Linked DNA regions of Mus musculus: region 1 is linked to region 2. Evidence: chromatin loops called from intact Hi-C (ENCODE). Cell type or tissue: left cerebral cortex. All regions are shown on one strand.

What was found. A loop is a pair of places that touch in the nucleus more often than their neighbours do. Peaks named below come from ENCODE experiments on the same cell type or tissue, not always from the same donor. Only the 100,000 strongest peaks of a DNase experiment are listed, where the experiment ranks them.
Region 1: a loop joins it to region 2, with 2.7 times the contacts of the local background. A loop is called at or near these places in 1 of 42 quality-filtered maps.

Annotation. Positions count from the first base shown.
Region 1 is chr17:35,244,770-35,247,269 of GRCm38, reverse strand. It overlaps Ddx39b (DEAD box helicase 39b), which reads right to left. Exons shown (of 11, transcript NM_019693.3): 5 at 150-333. It overlaps Gm25128 (a small nucleolar RNA gene), which reads right to left and starts at 95; the gene lies at 20-95. In left cerebral cortex, a CTCF peak has its summit at 1,166 (motif pointing left); a DNase peak (open chromatin) is centred at 1,200.
Region 2 is chr17:34,617,960-34,620,459 of GRCm38, reverse strand. All of the region lies in intron 7 of Ppt2 (palmitoyl-protein thioesterase 2), which reads left to right. Among named protein-coding and RNA genes, the nearest start is that of Egfl8, 3.2 kb to the right of the region's middle. In left cerebral cortex, a CTCF peak has its summit at 1,278 (motif pointing right); DNase peaks (open chromatin) are centred at 1,283 and 1,826; H3K27ac peaks cover 235 bases.

The DNA of each region.
Region 1 (2,500 bases), 630 kb before region 2:
GGAAGAGAAGGAGGCCCAGAGCCATCAGTCATGGGTGATAGATAAGGGTCGTCCTTGCACACAAGTGCTCCTATGTCAAACATACATCATTTGGCTCAAAGGGCTGCTCCCCAAACCACCTGAGCTGCGGCCTGGGCACCGCCACTCACCGAGCTGTTCAAGCATCTTGTCACACTCGTCCAAAATAAAGTGTTTAATGTGTTTGAGGTTCAGGCTCTTATTTCGAGCCAGGGCTAGAATTCGGCCAGGAGTCCCCACGACGATGTGTGGGCAGTTCTTCTTCAGCACCTCTTCGTCCTTCTTGATAGACAGACCGCCAAAAAACACTGCCACCTGTCAACCACGAGAAAGGACAATGTTCCAGTCTCCCAGAATTCTCCCCCATCCCTTTGGTTTGAGAGGCCTCACTGTATAGCCCTGGTTGGCCTAGAACTCACTTTGTAGATCAGCCTGTCTGGCACCAAGTACAGATTAAAGGCAGTGGGCCATCTTGCCAATACCAGTGTGTCCATTCTGTGGTTGACTGTAAACCAACTCTTAGCTTTCAGGCCTGCAGTGGCTCCTGTGCCTCCCATAAGAAACAAAGCGACCCCCTCAGCACCAGGGGGCCAAGGGGGATGGAGGAAGGGATGAACACTCAGCTTCTCCGCCTCCACTCAAACTCCACGACAGGATCGCTCTGCACAGCCCTAGCTGATCTACACAACGAGGCACGTGTGACTCCAAAGTCACAGCTTCCTTACACAGATGAAGAAAGCAAGAAGCCACCAGCAAGTGTGAGGCGCCACCCAACGATCAAACCACAAGCAAGCTTTCCTAACTGAACTGTCAGACAGTCTCCCTGGCCTGGAGCCTTTGCTTCCTCGGTGCCTGAGATAAAAGTCACACCATGTGCAACCCACTAGGTGAGTGTGTGAGCTGTGACACCAGGTGAGTGCTGGATGTGTGAGCTGTGACACGTGGACTTGTCCAATTTCAAGGGGAAAGAAATAACCAGGACGCTTACTCTACAGTAAACCTCTTCCTCTTCTCAATCCTGAACCACAATGGCTAACACATGCACACAGGAGCACTCCACTCCTGTTCACGATGGTTTACTGGTATCAGTTAAGCTTTCAGACATAGTTACAAATACTGAGGGAAAAGCGAGCTAAAACTAAGGGAGGGACTAGACAGCCCCCTAGAGGACACTGTGCTGCACAGCCAAGGAGAAGTACAGATGATTCTGATTTTATGATGGGGGGGGGGACCTAACCAGCTAATCTGCAGGCTCCTACACCAAACCCAACCTCAGACTTGATCCCAACTCTCAGAGCATTTTGAGTAGCACAAGGGTGCTGTGGGTCCTGCAGAGAAGGACTGCAGCTTTGCCACCCTCCCTCTTTGTTTTGAGACCTTAGCCCCGGGCAGCCTTCAACTCCAGCAAACGCCCACCTCAACCTCCCAGGCCATGGGAATACAGGAATGAGCCACTGATCCAGCTTCAGTTCCCAACTATTAAATCCACCACAAGGGACCGGTCAGCCAAGGAACTGAAAGTCTATTAGTTTTTTGGCAAGGTATAATGACATACAGCCAGAGGCACAGGCACACAGACATAGACAATGCCTCCAGATTACAAACTATTTTCAAAATCCTAGGAAAAAGATATATAAATACGCTAAAATGTTTCAGAGGCCAGTAAGCTTGCACACAGACAGGTTAGGAAAACAATGTCTAATGCTTGGTTATGCCGAGCAATGGAAACCTCAGAGATCACAAGATCTCTGGCCTCCTTTAGCATTTTGCACATACTGCCTTTCCTTTTCTTCTTCTAGAATTCCCCCTTTTAAATCTGTCATGCTGGGCGGTTGTGGAGATGCTCGCCTTTAATCCCAGTAGAGGCAGAGGAAGGTGGATTTGACTCAAAGGTCAGCCCAGACTGATCCAAGCTGCTCTTTCCCCACCCTAACCAGAATAGGAAGTCTGCACACATCTCTCTACTCACAGGGCCAGCTTACAAGGCCTTTCAAACCCAGCAGGCCACTCACCCAAGCATGGAAATATATAATCTCAAAAGTTCCAAAGGATGCCAACTGTGAGGCCACACCACGTTCCTTCACAGAGGACACAGGCCACTTGTTATGACCCCCGGAAAGCTTTAACCACTCTAGAGTTAAAGTCCACACCAGGGCTGTTTTAAGAGCATCTAGCTTCCTCTTGCCACATACAACCCAACTCTCAAACAATCTACCAAGCAATTCAGGAGAACAGAACAGAGGCTCTGGCCAAGCCAGGTGGCAAAGGCCTGCCCCAACTACTCAGGAACCTGTGGCAGGAGCCTCAGGTTCAAGGCCTCCTATCTCTAGACTAAGGTGAGTTCAAGGCCTACCAGGACAACGTGGTGGTTAAGAGACAGTCGTGAACATAAAAACAAAGGACCCAGGGGTGGCTCAGTCCCACACATAGTAGCTCAAGGCTCTGGAATGGAATCTGCAATACCAAAACCAACTAACCACAA
Region 2 (2,500 bases):
GGATGGCTTCAAGTTTGTTGTACAGCTACAGATGTAGATATTTATTACCATGTCAAGTTTATATAATGCTGGGCATAGGACCCAGAACCCAGTGCATGCTTGGCAGTCACTCTGCCAGCCCAACTGCATACCCAACCTTAGAAATTATGGTTTTTAAAGGTTTAGTTTTGTGGCATTAGCTTCATTAACACTTGTGTAAGTTAACCTTTATCCCTCTGGAAAACATTGTCCACTAAACTGAAGTTTCACACTCCTTAAACATTCCCCTCCTCCAACTCCTGACAGCCAGTGTGCTTGCTTTTTAACAAATACAGAAGCTGAAGAGGTGCTCAGTGGTTAAGAGCACTGGCTGCTCTTGTAGACGACCCAGGATTGGTTCCCAGCAACCACATGGCGCCTCACAGAGACACTTAATGCTTGTGGTGCACATACATATATGAAGGCAAAATACCCATACACATAAAATAAAAAAAGATAAATAAATAAAAATAGACTGGGCTGGCCATGGTGGCACACTTGTTTAATCTCAGCACTAGGAGGTGGATCGTGGAGTGCAAAGTCAGCCTGGTCTACATAATGAGTTCTAAGACAGCCAGGACTGCAAAGTGAGACTCTGTCTCAACAACAAATAAAATATTCTAGGTGGGATTGGAAGATGTTAGGAGGATTGAAGAAGGAGTGACAACCTTCCCAAATAAAAACAGTGCAAGAGTAAGGGTGGCTTTTACATACACAATGGCATTTCATGTGTAAAAAAAAAAAACCGCCATGGTTGTAATAGCTCATGGTTAAATAGCATATGGTCTGTTGCAAGCCTCTCCCTTTTAGGATTTATTAGTTTTCAGTTTACATATATTGATATACTTTGAGTATGCTCATGTACATATGTCTATATGAACATACGTGGAGAATCAGAGGCTGGCTTGTTTCCTTCCACTATGTGGGTCTGTAGGGTTGAACTTAGTTTGTCAGGTTTGGCAACAGGCACCTTCACCTGCTGAGCCAGAAGAAGGTGTCAGATCCCCTGGAGCTGGAGTTACCTGCAGCTGTGAGCACTACTCCCATCCCCCACCACCTTTGTGGGTATGGGAATGGAATTTGCATCCTCTGAAAGAGCACTAGGTGCTGAGCCATCTCACTAGCCCCTCCCTTACCTAGCTCACTTGGGGGCGGTAGTCACTGGCCTTATCAGGACCCATGGGACAGGGACTCTCAGGCTTGCCTACGCTTGCATTAGCAATTGGTAAGAGCAGACTGTCCATAGCGTTTCCCTTCCCCTCCACGAGGGGGAGCACTTTTACACAGGATGATGGGCATTAGCTTTAAGATTTAGTTATTTTATGAGTGCTCTATCTGCATGTCACCTGCACGACAGAAGAGAGGGCATCTGATCTCATTACACATGATTGTGAGCCGCCATGTGGTTGCTGGGAATGGAACTCAGGACCTCTGGAAGAGCAGCCAGTGCTCTTAACCGCTGAGCCCAGAGTTTTATAGCCAGAGCTGGAGTCCCGCACTCCCACTCCCCACACCTGCTAACCCAGCTCTTCTGTTCCTGCTGTATCACCTTGTCGCCCTGTTTGGCTAGGGCTTGCTTCCCTGGCCAGGACTCACTCCTAGCCTGCTTTCTTCTCACTCCCACAGTCTCCGGGCCTTTTATTGAAATATGGTCTCTCGTTATGTAGACCAGGCTGGCCTTGAACTTACTGAGATCCACCTGCTTCTGCCTCCCCAGTGCTGAGGTTATAGACAGAAGCCACCATACTTGGTTCTTGAATTTCTTTTTTAAGGATTTTTATTCTGGGTCATGTGTAGGCGTGTGTGCATATGTGGATTTGTGTGCGTGCAGATAAAGCATCCTAGGGAGAGCGGCCATTGCTCTTACCTGCTGCTCTTACCTGTCTCTCCCGCTCCCAAACTTAAGGTGTTTGCTTTTTAAAAAAGTATTTATTTGGAACAGGATCTCTCTCTGTGTAGCCCTGGCTGTCCTGGAACTCACTCTGTAGACCAGGCTGGCCTGGAACTCAGAGATCCACCTGCTTCTCCGCCTCCCGAGTGCTGGGATTAAAGGTGTGCAACACCACGACCAGGCAATTATTTTATTTAAAATTTTATGTGTATGACTGGTTTGCTTGTGTGTGTATCATGCGCATGCCTATATTCAGGGAGGCCATGAGATGGCATAGATGTCCTGCAACTGGGGCTACAAAGGGTTGGGAGACGCCATGTTGAGTGCTGGGATTGAGCCCAACTCCCCTGGAGGAGTGGCTGGCTATGCTGTTCTGAACCAGTTCTCTAGATCTTAAATTCTATCTTTATTATTTATTTATTTATTTATTTATTTATTTATTTATTTATTTTGGTTTTTCGAGGCAGGGTTTCTTTGTGTAACAGGCTGGCTATGCTGTTCTGAACCAGTTCTCTAGATCTTAAATTCTATCTTTTTTATTTATTTATTTATTTATTTATTTATTTATTTTGGTTTTTCGAGGCAGGGTTT